2 separate regions of the Homo sapiens genome follow, and region 2 is linked to region 1. A link is an interaction called in ENCODE POLR2A ChIA-PET data of the cell type or tissue named here. Cell type or tissue: Caco-2. All regions are shown on one strand. Each heading gives the region's core, and the rest is flanking DNA. Links, peaks and the distances in the headings are about the cores only.

Region 1 (7,984 bases), core at 2,681-6,680:
AGATCACGCCACTGCACTCCAGCCTGGGCAACACAGAGAGACTCCGTCTAAAAAAAAAAAAAAAAGAAAAAGAAAAATTAAAAGAAAATTTGTTAGCTTAAAAAATGTGATCTGTAGAAAACCTTTCAGAGCCGGGTAAGGCGGATCACACTTGGGCTTGAGCCCAGGAGTTGGAGACCAGTCTTGGCAACATAATGAGACCCAGGCTCTACTAAACATAAAAAACCAGCCTGGCATGGTGGCACACACCTGTGGTCCCAGCTACTTAGATGGCTGAGGCAGGAAGATTGCTTGAGCCCAGCAGTTCGAAGCTTCAGGAACAGTAGTATGACGTGCATTACTTTTGACTAACCAATTGTGATTAAAAACTTTGCAAAATAAATTGCTAATATTTTTATTATGGCTTCATTTTGCTGTATTGTATTTGGTTCACATGTGCTATTATTCCAGTAAGAACAGCAATTAAACTTTTTTTGTTTTTTTTTTTAGAGAATCTGGCTCTGTCACCCAGGCTGGAGTGCAGTGGCGCAATCTCGGTTCACTGCAACCTCTGCCTCCTGGGTTCAAGTGATTCTCCTGCCTCAGCCTCCTGAGTAGCTGGGATTACAGGCGCCCGCCACCAGGCTCGGCTACTTTTTGTATTTTTAGTAGAGACAGGGTTTTGCCATGTTGGCCAGGCTGGCCTCGAACTCCTGACCTCAGGTGATCCTCCCACCTCGGACTCCCAAAGTTCTGGGATTACAGGCGTGAGCCACTCCGCCCAGCCTAATGAAGCATATTTTAATCTGTTTCATAGTTTTGCCTTGTCTGGCAAGATTACCTCCTGGTTGTTACACTATATGTGACCACTCATTAGTGTCTTCTAGGCAACTATATATATATATTTTTAATGTGATATGCTTTAGCAAAACAGCGTCTACAATACTGCCATCTCATGCCCACAAGTATTAATACAGGTGTGAGTGTGAGGTGGATTCCAGGACCATGAAGAGGTAACAGATTTTATTTTAATTAATTAACTAATTAATTTTTTGGAGGCAAGGGCTCGCTTTTTTACCCAGGCTGGAGTACAGTGGCATGATGACGGCTCACTGTAACCTGGAACTCCTGGGCTCAAATGATCCTCCTGCCTCAGCTTCCCAAGTAGCTAGGACTATAGGTATGCACCACCACACCCAGCAAGATTTTGGTAAATATAAATATTTTATCTGAAATCTATTTAATATTAAACATTTATGAAATACAAATAATAGGTAACTCTTCTAGCCATCCACATTTACATACTTGAGTTTCTTTTCCCCTCAAAACAACTTCTCAGTTACAACTTACACTTAGATACAAACATTTGGTGTTTAACATTTTGTTTCCTTTATTATGCTTTTAAAAAAACTACTTCAGGCTGGGCACAGTGGCTCATGCCTGTAATCCCAGAGCTTTGGGAAGCTGAGGTGGGCAGATCACTTGAAGTCAGGAGTTTGAGACCAGCCTGGCCAACATGGTGAAACCCCATCTCTACTAAAAATACAAAAATTAGCCAGGCATGGGTGTACGTCTGTAATCCCAGCTACTTGGGTGGCTGAGGCAGAAGAATTGCTTGAACCTGGGAGGCAGAGGTTGCAAGATTGCTCCACTGCACTCCAGCCTGGGTGACAGAGAACAAAAGCAAAATATATACAGGTTCTTGACTAGATTGTTATTTCAGACCCCTATTAGGAACCCCACCATGAATTGTATAATTTTTTAATCTCATTATTTCAAAATATCAGAATTCATCCTCTGAATCCTTTATCAGAACCACTTCCCACAGACTTGGTGTTATGGTAAACTGAGGAACAGAGATACTGATATGGGAACACAGGAAGATATTCATTTTAAGGTAAGCACTGGCTCAGTGGATTCACATCTAAAAAGCTGAGCCTAGAACAAAGACAGAGGTGGGGGGTTTATAAGCAGGCTTACAAAAGCAAAACAAAGGCAGTTAATCATATAGTGCATAACTTGTGGCCTTGCATAGCTGGTGGCCTTGTAGCTGCATCGAAAGAAAAACAAGAACTGGCTAAATACAGACATTTGTAAAACACAGTCACGCTTAAGAGGCTAGGGAAAGGAGTGGCTGGGCACAGTGGCTCACACCTGTAATCCCAGCACTTTGGGAGGCCGAGGCAGTGGATCGCTTGAGGTCAGGAGTTCCAGACCAGTCCAGCCAATGATGACACCCTGTTTCTACTAAAAAAGTACAAAAAAAATAGCCGGGCATGGTGGCACATGCCTGTAATCCCAGCTACTTGGGAGGCTGAGGCAGGAGAATCGCTTGGACCCGGGAGGCGGAGGTTGCAGTGAGCCAAGATCATCCCATTCATTGCACTCCAGCCTGGGCAACAGAGTGAGACTCTGTCTCAAAAAAAAACAAAAACAAAAACAAAAAACAAAAAAAAGCTAGAGAAAGGAGAGTAACAGTAAAGTAATTTGTCTTTCTCCTTTTTTTTTCTTTCAACCTTGCTCTGGAAGAGGGAGAGGTGTCTGGAGCCTGTTCCTTTGGTCTTGGCTTTTCGGACAGCGTTATTTTATAACTGTCCTTTAAGTGAGCTGCTAAGCAGAGGAAAACTTGTTTCTTTTCCTTTTAACCTTTGCCTTGCCTGCTACTTTTCTTGAAGTGAATGAATGCATATTTATTTTTAAATTTTCTGCCTCACTGGCAGATATTAAACTGGATGTCCCCAAAAACTTGCAACCATTTTCTTACTAATAAAATCTGGAAATATTATTTATTTAGTTTTATAATAAAGACAGGGCCTTACTTTGTTGCCCAGGCTGGTCTCAAATTCCTAGGCTCAAGCAATCCTCCTGCCTTGGTCTCCCAAAGTGCTGGGATTACAGGCGGGAGCACCGAGCCTGGCCTCAAAATCTGGAAGTATTGAATATAGGGCACATCCAATCCAAGAGCATCAGGCCTCTTGTTACCGGATAGAATTGTGTTTTGGTGACTAGGCACAGTGGCTCATGCCTGTAATCCCAGCAGTTTGGGAGGCCAAGGTGGCCAGATCACTTGAGGTCAGGAGTTCGAGACCAGCCTGGCCAACATGGTGAAACGCTGTCTCTACTAAAAATACAAAAATTAGCTGAGCGTGGTGGCATGCACTTGTAATCCCAGCTACTAGGGAGGCTGAGGCAGGAGAATCACTTGAACCCAGGAGGCGGAGGTTGCAGTGAGCACCACTGCACTTCAGCCTGGGTGACAGAGGGAGACTCGGTCTCAAAAAAAAAAAAAAAAAAGGATTGTGTTTTGGTGGGGAGGGTCCTGTAGCTAAGGGCAGGGATGCTGTGACCATGTGTCCTGCCCCAGGGATTGCATCCTCTGTGTGGGTGAGCAACTTAGAGTGAGCCTGGAGTGCAGACTGTCAGCCTCTGAGGTTTCAGGTTGTGTTTTAGAGTGGACCTTGATGCCCAGCTCCACCCAGCTAACGCCAGTGGTAAATGTTTGGGGGAAACACCTCTTATTTGTTGTAGTTAACATACAAGGAGCTGGGCAAGTGACACATGGGATAAATTTTTTTTTTTTTTTGAGAGGGAGTCTTACTCTGTTGCCCAGGCTGTAGTGCAGTGGCATGATCTTGGCTCACTGCAACCTCCTCTTCCCAGGTTCAAGCAATTCTCCTGCCTTGGCATCCCAAGTAGCTAGGACTACAGGCATGCGCCACCATGCCCCGCTAATTTTTGCATTTTTGTTAGAGACGGAGTTTTGCCATGTTGTCCAGGCTGGTCTGAAACTCCTGACCTCAGGTATCCACCTGTGTCGGTCTCCCAAAGTGCTGGGATTACAGGCTTGAGCCACTGCGCCGGGCCAGAAATTTTTGAAACAGAAAGAAATAGGCTGGGCGCAGTAGCTCACACCTGTAATCCCAACACTTTGGGAGGCTGAGGAGGGAGGATCGCTTCAGCCCATGAGTTCGAGCACAGCCTGGGAAACACAGTGAGAACCCCCCCCCCCCAATCTCTATTTAAAAACATAATAAAAATTAAAAATAGGCCAAATAGGTCAAACCTGGATTTCAAAAGAGGACCCCCACGGGGATTTCATTAATTGCAGAATCAGTGCCGCGGTCCCTTGCTTCCCTCACCTACTCTTATCCCAAGTGGCGGTGGCGGCAGCGCAGAGCAGCTTCTGAAGGTCCAGGAGCTCTTTTGTTCCTCCTCTGCAAAGCAAAGGTGCCACAGGGCGCGGCTTTCCGAGAAAGCGTACTCCGCACGGTGCACCTCTCCGTCTGCAGGCGCTGAGCCCCCGGAGGAGGAGGGGGCAGGCTCGCGGAGCCCCTACCCTGGGGCGGGGCCAAGGCGTCCTCCCAGCCCGGCTTTGCAGAGCAGAGATCTGGTGTCTCCAGTTTACGGAGGCACTTTCAGAACTGATCAGAAGCCACCCCGCTTATCAGCAGATCTCAGGAGAGTGTTCAGTGGAGGCCCTGCCGGTCTGCACAGCTCACCTCCCTGGGAACTGCTCGCCTGAGCGTCGGAGCCGGCCCTGGCCCCCTGCAGCCAGAAAGTTGCAGCCGCAGGAGCCCCGGAGGCCCAGGACGCAGGGTAAGTCCCTGCCTTGTGCCTTCCCTGTGCCCAACTTTCTGATTTCGCCGACTTTCCTTTTCCTCTTCCAGGCTTCCTGTCTGAGTCTACATTTATTCTGCTTAGTCGCATAGGCAGATCATTTCCTAGAATCTCCAGGCTTTCTTTTCATTGATTTATTTTTTGGGGTAGCTTCACTGTCTAATCTCTCAGCAGCTGCCTGTTTCCAAACAGCATGAATGAATGATGCAGTCCTGCGCAGGAGCACTCTCAGTGCAAAATTGGGGCCATCCCAAACTCAGAGTTGAAGTGTCCGACTTTGTCGTCTCCTTTCCCATTAGAATTAGAATTAGAATTTTAAAATAAGTACTTACCAGGTACATTGTTAATAACGATACAACTTCAAGTTGGGAATTAAGTTAATCATGCTTTCATTCATTAAATGTATTTACTATCTTTTTCTTTTTTTCTCTTCTTTTCTTTTCTTTCTTTTCTGAGACCGTCTCATTCTGTCGCCCAGGCTGAAGTGCAGTGGCGCGATCTTGGCTCACTGCAACCTCCCTCTACGGGGTTCAAGGGATTCTCCTGCCTCAGCCTCCCGAGTAGCTGGACGCATGCCATCATGCCCAGCTAATTTTTATATTTGTAGTAGAGACAGGGTTTCACCATGTTAGCCAGGTTTGTCTCAAACTCCTGGCCTCAAGCGATCCACCGCCTCAGCCTCCCAAAGTGCTGGGATTACAGGCATGAGCCACTGTACCTGGCCACTATATTTTCTTTACGTATGTTTGCATATTATTACTTTTTAAATATTTGATGACTGATATTGGAATGAGAATCAGGGAGGAAAATAATAAAATCCAATATTCCTGTATTACAGTGCCAGGTAGGTTTTCAATATCATGACCATAGTCCTGTCACTTTCATGTCGGTGAAACAAAGTAATCAGGACTTTTTAAAATTTTCAGATGATTTAATATATGCCTGATACCTACCTTCCTTCTTTTCTTTTTTGTTTTAAGAGACAGGGTCTCACTTGGTCACCCAGGCTGGAGTGCAGTGGTGCAATCATAGCTTATTGCAGTCGCAAACTCCTGAGCTCAAGTGATCCTCCCCTCAGCCTCCCAAGTAGCTGGGACTACAAGTATGCACCACCATGCCTGGCTCATTTATTTTATTTTTTGTACAGATGACGTCTCACTATGTTGCCCAGGCTGGTCTCAAACACCTGGGCTCAATCAATCCTCTCACCTCGGCCTCCCAAAGTACTGGGATTACAGGGGTGAGCCCCCATGCCCGGCCTTGTTTTATTTTATTTTTAAGAAAATACTTGGACTAGCTGGGCATGGTGGTTCACACCTGTAATCCCAGCACTTTGGGAGGCTGAGGCGAGCAGATCACCTGAGGTCAGGAGTTCAAGACCAGCCTGGCCAGCATGGTGAAACCCTGTCTACTAAAAATACAAAAAATTAGCTGGGCATGGTGGTGTGTGCCTATAATGCCAGCTCTCAGGAGGCTGAGGCAGGTGAATTGCTTGAACCTGGGAGGTGGAAATTGCAGTGAGCTAAGATCGCGCCACTGCACTCCAGCCTGGGCGACAAGAGTGAGACTCCATCTCAGGAAAAAAAAAAGAAAAAAAGAAAAAAAAAGAAAATATTTGGGCTAGAATTAGGGTGGAAGGGATCCTCAAGTTTGCCTAGACCAGCCTCTTATCAGAGACTTTTTTAAAGCCAGTGTTTTATTGCTATATAATTAAATGTAATAAAATACACTCTTTAAGTGTGCATTTTGATGAATTTTGACAAATTTATTCATACTTGTAATCATCACAATAACATTTCCATCACCCAGAAGGTTCCTAGGGCCTCTTTCCAGTCAGCCCCGTCCCAACCCCCAGCCCTACTGATCTGATCTTTGTTGTTAGGGCATTTGTATTTTCTAGTGTTTCATATAACTGAAACAGTATGTGCTCTTGTGTCTGGCTTCTTTCCATCGGTATAATTTTTTTTTTTTGAGATGGAGTTTCGCTCCTGTTGCCCAGGCTGCAGTGCAGTAGCGCAATCTCAGCTCACTGCAACATCTGCCTTCCGGGTTCAAGTGATTCTCCTGCCTCAGCTTCCTGAGTAGCTGGGATTACAAGCATGCGCCACCATGCCCAGATAATTTTGTATTTTTAGTAGAGACAGGGTTTCACCATGTTGGTTGGGCTGGTCACTGCTGACCTCAGGTAATCTGCCTGCCTTGGCCTCCCAAAGTGCTGGGATTACAGGTGTGAGCCACCGTGCCTGGCCTTCCATCGGTATAATTTTTTTTTTTTTTGAGACTGAGTCTTGCTCTGTCCCCCAGGCTGGAGTGCAGTGGCGCAATCTTGGCCCACTGCAACCTCTGCCCCCTGGGTTCAAGCGATTCGCCTGCCTCAGCCTCCTGAGTGGCTGGGACTACAGGCATGTGCCACCGTGCCCAGCTAATTTTTTGTATTTTTAGTAGAGACGGGGTTTCACCGTGTTAGCCAGGATGGTCTCAATCTCCTGATCTCGTGATCCACCTGCCTCAGCCTCCCAAAGTACTGGGATTACAGGCATGAGCCACCGCGCCCAGCCCTATTGGTATATTTTTTAAAATATTTATCCATGTTGTAGCATGTATCAGTAATTCATTTCTTTTTATTACTGAGTAGTGTTCCATCGTAGGGATATACCACAATTTGTTTAGCTATTTATCTGTTGGTGAATATTTGGGTTTTTTCTTGTGTTGGGCAGTCACAAATAAAGCTGCTATGAATATGTTTTCATTTCTCTTGGATAAAACTCCAAGACTGGGATTGCTGGGTGTCTTTTTAATTTTTATTTTTTGAGATGGAGTTTCACTCTTGCTGCCCAGGCTGGAGTGCAATGGCGCAATCTCGGCTCACCGCAACCTCTGCCTTCTGGGTTTAAGCAATTCTCCTGCCTCAGCCTCCCTAGTAGCTGGGATTACAGGCATGTGCCACCATGCCTGGAAATTTTGTATTTTTAGTAGAGACGGGGGTTTCACCATGTTGGCTAGGCTGGTTTTGAACTCCTGACCTCAGGTGATCCACCTGCCTCAGCCTCCCAAAGTGCTGGGATTACAGGCATGAGCCACCGCGCCCAGCCTTGGTGGGTCCTATGATAAGTATATGTTTAACTTTATAAGAAACTGCAGTCCCAGTGTGGTGGCTCACGGCTGTCATCTCAGCACTTTGGGAGGCCAGTGTGGGAGGATTCCTTGAGGCCATGAGTTCAATGTCAGCCTGGGCAACATAGCGAGACCCTGTTTCTACAAAAAATAAAAACTTAGCGGGGCATGGTGGTGTGCATCTGTAGTCCCCGCTACTCAGGAGGCTGAGGTAGGAGGATTGCTTAAGCCCAGGAGTTCTAGGCTGCAGTGGGCTATGATTGCACTGCTGCAC
Region 2 (7,984 bases), core at 1,953-5,952, 130 kb before region 1:
ATTTTTGTATTTTTATTAGAGATGGGGTTTCATGATGTTGGCCAGGATGGTCTTCATCTGTTGACCATGATCTGCCCACCTCGGCCTCCGAAAGTGCTGGGATTACAGGCATGAGCCACCACACCCAGCTCTTCTTCTATTTTTTCTTCCTCCTCTTCTTCCCCCTCCTCCTCTTCCTCCTCGACAGGGTCTCACCTCCCCAGGCTCAAGCAATTCTCCCACCTCAGCCTCCCGAGTAGCTGTGACCGCATGTGCATGCCACCGTACCCAATTGATTTCTTTTTATTTTTTGTAGAGATGGGGGTCTCACTATGTCACTCAGGCCAGCCTCAACCTTTTGGGCTCAAGTGATGCTCCTGCCTCAGCCTCCCACAGTGTTGGGATTACAAGTATGAAGCACTGAGCCCAGACTAATTTTTCATCTTCTTTAGTTAACCTAACTGTCTCTGTGTTCTCCAGCATTCTATTCCCTTGAATACTCAATCTCCTGTGTGGCTGCTGCAGGTCCTGGAATCTTTTTAGGATTTCCTCTCTAAAGGCCATTCAAAAAGTGGTGAGTTAATTTGCCCACAGTCCACAGTCCACATTGCAGCCATCAGCAAAGCCAAATGCCAGCCGTGCCTGGATCTCCCTGCATGCCACATTCATCCTTATCTTGCACACATTTCCTTCACTATGCGAGGACAAGAACACTTTTGAGCTAATGAACGTGCATGTTCTCTGTTCAAAGTAAAACACATAATAAATAACCCCCACCAAGATGCTCACTTCCTGGTGGGTCTGTGTGTTAAAAGCAGTTGTCTTCAAATCTAACTCCTATGAATGTTTATACTTCTGTTTATTCTAAAACTCCCTAATTAGAGACTTCCCAGTATCTTGCAATTCCTCAACAAGTCATACGGAGCCCAGGAATAATTTTTTTTTTGAGACGGAGTCCCACTCTATCACCAGGCTAGAGTGCAGTGGCACCATCTCAGCTCACTGCAACCTCTACCTCCCAGGTTCAAGTGCCCTTCTTAGCCCCTCGAGTAGCTGGGATTACAGGCATGTGCCACCACACTGAGCTAATTTTTGTACTTTTAGTAGAGACAGGATTTCACCATGTTGGCCAGGATGGTCTCGATCTCTTGACCTCGTGATCCTCCCACCTCAGCCTCCCAAAATGCTGGGATTATAGGCGTGAGCCACGGTGGCAGGCCAGGAATAAATTATTCAAAAATAATTAACAAAAGGCTTTACCTTGTTTCATCATTTAGTTGATGAACTTTTCCAGTTTAATTAGTCTCACCAATATAGAAAACATTTTTAGAAGAGGCCTCTTTGGGTTAAGAACAAGTGTCTTTCTTTCTAGCTGCTCTAGAGAAGAAGAAGAAGAAGAGAAAACAACAAGGCCCATTTTAGGAACCTTTTAACCATGAGTAGAACACAACACAAGGAAAACTTTCTCTTTTATATAAGAAATATATTTTGGCCGGGTGTGGTGGCTCACGCCAGTAATCCCAGCACTTTGGGAGGCCAAAGCAGGCAGATCACCTGAGGCCATGAGTTTGAGACCAGCTTGGCCAACAAGATGAAACACTGTCTCTACTAAAAATACAAAAATTAGCCGGGTGTAGTGGTGGGCACCCATAATTGCAGCTACTCGGGAGGCTGAGGCAGGAGAATCACTTGAACCAGGAGGTGGAGGTTACAGTAAGCGGAGTTTGTGCCATTGCACTCCAGCCTGGGTGACAGAGAGAGACTCTATCTCAAAAAAAAAACAAAAAAAAAAGAAGGAAGGAAGGAAGGAATTTCACAAAAGCGCATTTAATGCAGGCAACTTTTAAGCATCAGAGAAATTTGTCTGGATTAAGTCCAGAGACGCAGTGTTGCGTTGCTTACAAGAATGGTTTGGAATCCCAGCTCTACCGCGTTAATAACTGCCTGTGCCTAGCAAGGTACTTAACTCCCCTTTGCCTCAGTATCTTCTCCATAAAATGGGGATGGCAGTAGTACAGTGGTCCATGCCTCTGAGGGTTTGAGGAGAATCAGTTACATGGTGACAGGCACATAGTTAATGTTCAATAAATGCTATAGCTATTATCTTCATTCTTGTCTCTATGGGTGAAAGAAAAATGCAACATTGGATCAGATTAAATTCTTCTGGAAGCAATGGCTTAAAATAAACTGCTATTCAAAAACTAAAATTATCATACTGGGCTAAAGCTATCCAAAATGTAAGTGATCTATCTTCCAGTAATTCCACAAAATAGATAAATGTGTACACAGTTACTTAGAAGAACATTTAACAACTGCATTTAAATGTAGATTCTTGGCTGGGCATGGTGGCTCACACCTCGAATCCCAGAAATTTGGGAGGCCAAGTTGGGTGGATCACCTGAGGTTAGGAGTTTGAGACCAGCCTGGCCAACATTGTGAAACCCTGTCTCTACTAAAAATACAAAAATTAGTTGGGCATGTTGGCGGGCATCTGTAATCCCAGCCACTCAGGAGGCTAAGGCCAGAGAATCATTTGAACCCAGGAGGTGGAGGTTGCAGTGAGCTGAGATCGCACAACTGCACCTCAGCCTGGGTGACAGAGACTCCATTTTAAAAAGAGCAAATAAGTAAATAAATGTAAATTCTTGGGCTTTGTTTCATTCATGATTCCCACCAGCAGAGCGACCTAAGAATGTAAATATATATATATATTTTTTGAAATTATTATATTGCTTTATTTGATATTTTCCATTTCTTCTCTTATTAAATACATTTACTTTCATGGCATATTATACTATGTAACTTCTTAGTTCTATTTTTTTATTACAGTTTAAGTTTTAGGGTACATGTGCACAACGTGCAGATTTGTTACATATGTATACATGTGCCATGTTGGTGTGCTGCACCCATTAACTCGTCATTTAACATTAGGTATATCTCCTAATGCTATCCCTCCCCCCTCCCCCCACCCCACAACAGGCCCCGGTGTGTGATGCTCCCCTTCCTGTGTCCATGTGTTCTCATTGTTCAGTGCCCACCTATGAGTGAGAACATTCGGTGTTTGGTTTTTTATTAAGCCCTCTAGTGACCTTTATGATCAGGCAAACTCAGGTAATAACATTGAACGGTTGGTGAGTGCATATTTTCCAGGTTAAAATGATATTGGGTATAGAGCAGCAGTTCTCAAATTTGAAGTGCTTAAGAATCACCAGGAAAATTGTTAAAAATTACATGTCCAGAGGTTTAGATATCCAGAGATTTAGATTCAGAGCTCTGGGAGACACTAAAAAATCTGCGTTTTTTAAACCAGTTTCTTCTCTCCAGGGTGAATAATTCAGACGCACTTGTCTTCATTCTGTGCTGCTATAACAGGTAATTTATAATGAACAGAAATTTATTTGACTCAGGGTTCTGGAGGTTGGGAAGTCTGAGTAGAGGGGCTACATCTGGTGAGGGCCTTCTTGCTATATCAGACAATGGCAGAAAGTATCACATGGTGAGAGAGAGCAGGAAGGGGGCAGAACTCATCCTTCATAAGAAACTCACTCGCATCATAATGAACCCCACTCCCACAATAACGACATTAATCCATTCCTGAAGGCAAAGTCTTCCTGACCTAATTATCTCTTAAAGGTTGCACCGCTCAACATTGTTGCATTGGGGATTAAGTTTCCAACACATTAACTTTGGAGGATACATTCAAACCATAGCATTCTGCCCCAACCACCCAAATTCATGTTCTTCTCACCTGCAAAATACATTCATTCCATCCCAATAGCTCCAAAAGTCTTAATTTGTTTCAGGACCAACTCAAAAGTTTAAAGTTCAGAGTCTCATCTAAATCAGATATGGGTGAGACCCACGGCACAATTCATTCTGAGGCAACAGCTGTGAGCCTGTGAAATTAAAAAAAAAAAAAAGGTGCCTCCAAAATATAATGGTAGGACAGATATAAGGCAGATATTTTCTTTCTTTGTTTTTGTTTTTGAGATGGCGTCTCACTCTGTCGCCCAGGCTGGTGTGCAGTGGCACGATCTCGGCTCACTGCAAGCTCGGCCTCCCGGGTTCACGCCATTCTCCTGCCTCAGCCTCCAGAGTAGCTGGGACTACAGGTTCCCATCACCACACCCAGCTAATTTTTTGTATTTTTAGTAGAGACGGGGTTTCACCATGTTAGCCAGGATGGTTTCAATATCCTGACCTCGTGATCCACCCGCCTCGGCCTCCCAAAGTGCTGGGATTACAGGCATGAGCCACCACGCCTGGCCACTTTTTTTTTTTTTTTGAGACGGAGTTTCGCTCGTTGCCCAGGCTGTAGTGCAATGGCACAATTTCGGCTCACTGCAACCTCCACCTCCTGATTTCAAGCGATTCTCCTGCCTTGGCCTCCTGAGTAGCTGGGATTACAGGGGCCCGCCATCACACCCAGCTAAGTTTTTTTTTTTTTCTTTTGAGATGGAGTCTTGCTCTGTCGCCCAGGCTGGAGTGCAGTGGCTATATCTCAGCTCACTGCAAGCTCCGCCTCCTGGGTTCAGGCCATTCTCCTGCCTCAGCCTCCTGAGTAGCTGGGACTACAGGTGCCCGCCACCATGCCCGTCTAATTTTTTGTACTTTTTTTAGGAGAGATGGGGTTTCACCATGTTAGCCAGGATGGTCTCGATCTCCTGACCTCGTGATCCGCCCTCCTCGGCCTCCCAAAGTGCTGGGATTACAGGCATGAGCTCCACCTCTGTGACAAACTTCTGCCTGGGGCGCCCAGCTGTTCAACACATGTTTTGAAATCTAGGTGGAGGGCTGGGCGCCATGGCTCATGCTTGTAATCCCAGCACTTTGGGAGGCCGAGGCGGGTGGATCACGAGGTCAGAAGATCGAGACCATCTTGGCTAACACAGTGAAACCCCGTCTCTACTAAAAATACAAAAAATTAGACGGGCGTGGTGGCGGGCACCTGTAGTCCCAGCTACTTGGGAGGCTGAGGCAGAAGAATGGCGTGAACCCGGGAGGTGGAGCTTGCAGTGTGAGCTGAGATCACGCCACTGCACTCCAGCCTGGGCAACAGAGCAAGACTCTATCTCAAAAAAAAAAAAAAAAAAAAAAGAAAGAAATCTAGGTGGAGCCCACCATAGCCCCACAGTTCATATACTCTGCACATATGCTGAGTTAGCACTGTGTGGATGCCACCATGGTTTATAATCCTGTATCTCTTCTGGAGTGGTGGCTAGACCTACTTAAGCTATTGAAGTTGATTGTATTCGTCTGTTCTCACGCTGCTAACAAAGACATACCTGAGACTGGGTAATTTATAAAGGAAAGAGGTTTAATGGACTCTCTGTTCAGCATGGCTGGGGAGGCCTCACAATTGTGACCAAAGGCAAAGGAAGACCAAAAGCACATCTTCCATGGTGGCAGGCAAGAAAGCATGTGCAGGGAAACTGCCCTTTTATAAAACTAACAGATCTCCTGAGACTTATTCACTATCAATGAGAACAGCATGGGAAAAACGCACTCCCATGATTCAATTACCTCCTACTGGGTCCCTGCCACAACATGTGGGGATTATGGGAGCTAAAATTAAAGAAGCGATTTGGGTGGGGACACAGCCAAACCATATCATTGGTTTTTCCCCAGGTTCCCCCATATAAGTCAGTGAATGTAGATGGATACTTGTGACAAAGGGAACCATTGTGGTCCAGACACTGAATACACTGAAGTCCCAGCTGCTGTTCTGCCAGGATTCCCTGTGCCACCTGCCAGGACCTCCCCTCAAGCACCTCCCTGTTCAGGAGATGCCCATCTATTCAAGAGAGAGTGTTCATAATTTTCTTTTTCTTTTCTTTTCTTTTTTTTTTGAGGCAGAGTCTCTTGCTCTGTCGCACAGGCTGGAGTGCAGTGACATGATCTCAGCTCACTGCAACCTCTACCTCCCAGGCTCAAGCAATTCTTCTGACTCAGCCTACTGAGAAGCTGGGATTGCAGGCGCACACCACTATGCCTGACTAATTTTTTGTATTTTTATTAGAGACCAGGTTTTGCCATGTTGGCCAGGCTGGTCTCGAACTCCTGACCTTGAGTGATCTGCCCCACTCGGCCTCCCAAAGTGCTGGAATTACAGGCGTGAGCCACCGTGCCTGGCCAATTTTCATAATTTTCTTTACCTCCACTGTGGTGGGAGAACTGACTTCAGAGAAAGCCATCCTGGACAGGTGAGGTGGCCCCACGAGGAACAGGTTTCAATCAAATGTTTTGTAGGCAGTGATGCCCGTGCACCCTGGTGAGAAGGAGCATGGCGTGAACATCAGGAACCAGACTTCACCCTGGAGGAAAGGCCACAGGTGGGGGCTGAAGGAGCAGTTCTTACAAGCGATCCTGTGGGCACTGGGGCCACACCACGCACCTTGGTGCACAAGTGTCAGTGTGGCTCAGAGTGGGGTAGAGGACTCAGGGTATTAAAAGCATCAAGGAATCCAGGGAGAGCCACCGCACCCAACTTTACTTTCACCCACAGGCTTTCATCATGTTGGCCAGACTGGTCTCCAACTTCTGACCTCAAGTGATCCACCTGCCTTGGTCTCCTAAAGTGCTGGGATTACAGGCATAAGCCACCATGGCTGGCCAAGATTAGGTCTAATTTTTAAAGTAATCTGGAGCATAGAAAATGTTTCTGCAATTATTACTCTTTTTTTTTTGAGACAGGGTCTCACTCTGTCACCCAAGCTGGACTGCAGTGACATGATCATGGCTCACTAAAGCCTCACCCTCTTGGGCTTAAGCGATCTTCCTGCCTCAGCCTTCCAAGAGCTGGGACTACATGCGTGCACCATCGTGCCCAGCTAATTTTTTAGTTCTTATACAGACAGGGGTCTCACTATGTTGTCCAGACTGGTTTTGAACACATGGGCTCGAGAGATCCTCCCACCTTGGCTTCCTCAAATGCTGGGATTACAGGCATGAGCCACCACACCTGGCCTCACATATTTTGATATATAAAACACCAAAGATCTTTTTAAGGAGCTAAAGAAACCAGTAATTTTTAAAGAAAAAAGTAGTGGGAGTGTCTAGTACAACCAAAACCAGGCATCAAAGTCAGCAGTTAAACATTCCAGGCTGGGCACAGTGGCTCATGCCTGTAATCTCAACACTTTGGGAGGCCCAGGCAGGAGGACTGCTTGAGCCCTGGGGAGCAGAGGTTGCAGTGAGCCACGATAATACCACAGTATTCCAGCCTGGAAGACACAGTGAAACCCTGTCTCAAAAACAGACAAACAAACAAATCAATCAATCAATCCAGAACCAGTGCTCACTTCGGCAGCACATATACAAAAGGTGGCATGACATGGAGAAGATAAGCATGGTCCCTGTGAAAGGATGACAAACAAATTCATGAAGCATTCCATATTTTAAAAAATATTTCAGAACCAAGAAAATAAATGAATCAAAAGAAAGGGAAGACCTTGGTGATTCCTTTGATATCAGAAAAAATCAGCTGGGCACAATGGCTCATGCCTGTAATCCTAGCACTTTGGGAGGCCAAGGCAGGCAGATCATTTGAGGTCAGGAGTTGGAGACCAGCCTGACCAACATGGTGAAACTCCGTATCTACTAAAAGTCCAAAAATTAGGCCGGGTGCAGTGTCTCATGCCTCTAATCCTAGCACTTTGGGAGGCCAAGGCAGGCGGATCACTTGAGATCAGGAGTTCGAGACCAGCCTGGCCAACATGGTGAAACCTTGTCTTTACAAAAAATACAAAAATTAGCCGGGTGTGGTGGTGGGCACTTGTAATCCCAGCTACTCAGGAGTCAGAGGCAGGGAGAATCACTTGAACCCAGGAGGTGGAGGTTGCAGTGAGCTGAGATCGCACCATTGCACTCCAGCCAGGGTGACAGGGCAAGACTCCATCTCAATAAATAAATAAATAAATAAATAAATAAATAAATAAAGTACAAAAATTAGCTGGGCATTACATGCCTGTAATCCCAGCTACATGGGAGGCTGAGGCAGGAGAAT

The links. Peaks named below come from ENCODE experiments on the same cell type or tissue, not always from the same donor. Only the 100,000 strongest peaks of a DNase experiment are listed, where the experiment ranks them.
Region 2: POLR2A ChIA-PET joins it to region 1 with 6 read pairs; 2 of 35 experiments call an interaction of 5 or more read pairs at or near these places.

What each region holds. Positions count from the first base shown.
Region 1 is chr7:65,728,159-65,736,142 of GRCh38, reverse strand. All of the region lies in intron 2 of LINC03006 (long intergenic non-protein coding RNA 3006), which reads left to right. Among named protein-coding and RNA genes, the nearest start is that of SNORA22, 23 kb to the left of the region's middle. In Caco-2, for the core only: no CTCF peak of the experiment used is centred there; a DNase peak (open chromatin) is centred at 4,432.
Region 2 is chr7:65,859,055-65,867,038 of GRCh38, reverse strand. It overlaps the pseudogene RNU6-973P and a transcript of VKORC1L1 not described here. Among named protein-coding and RNA genes, the nearest start is that of VKORC1L1, 10 kb to the left of the region's middle. In Caco-2, for the core only: no CTCF peak of the experiment used is centred there; no DNase peak of the experiment used is centred there.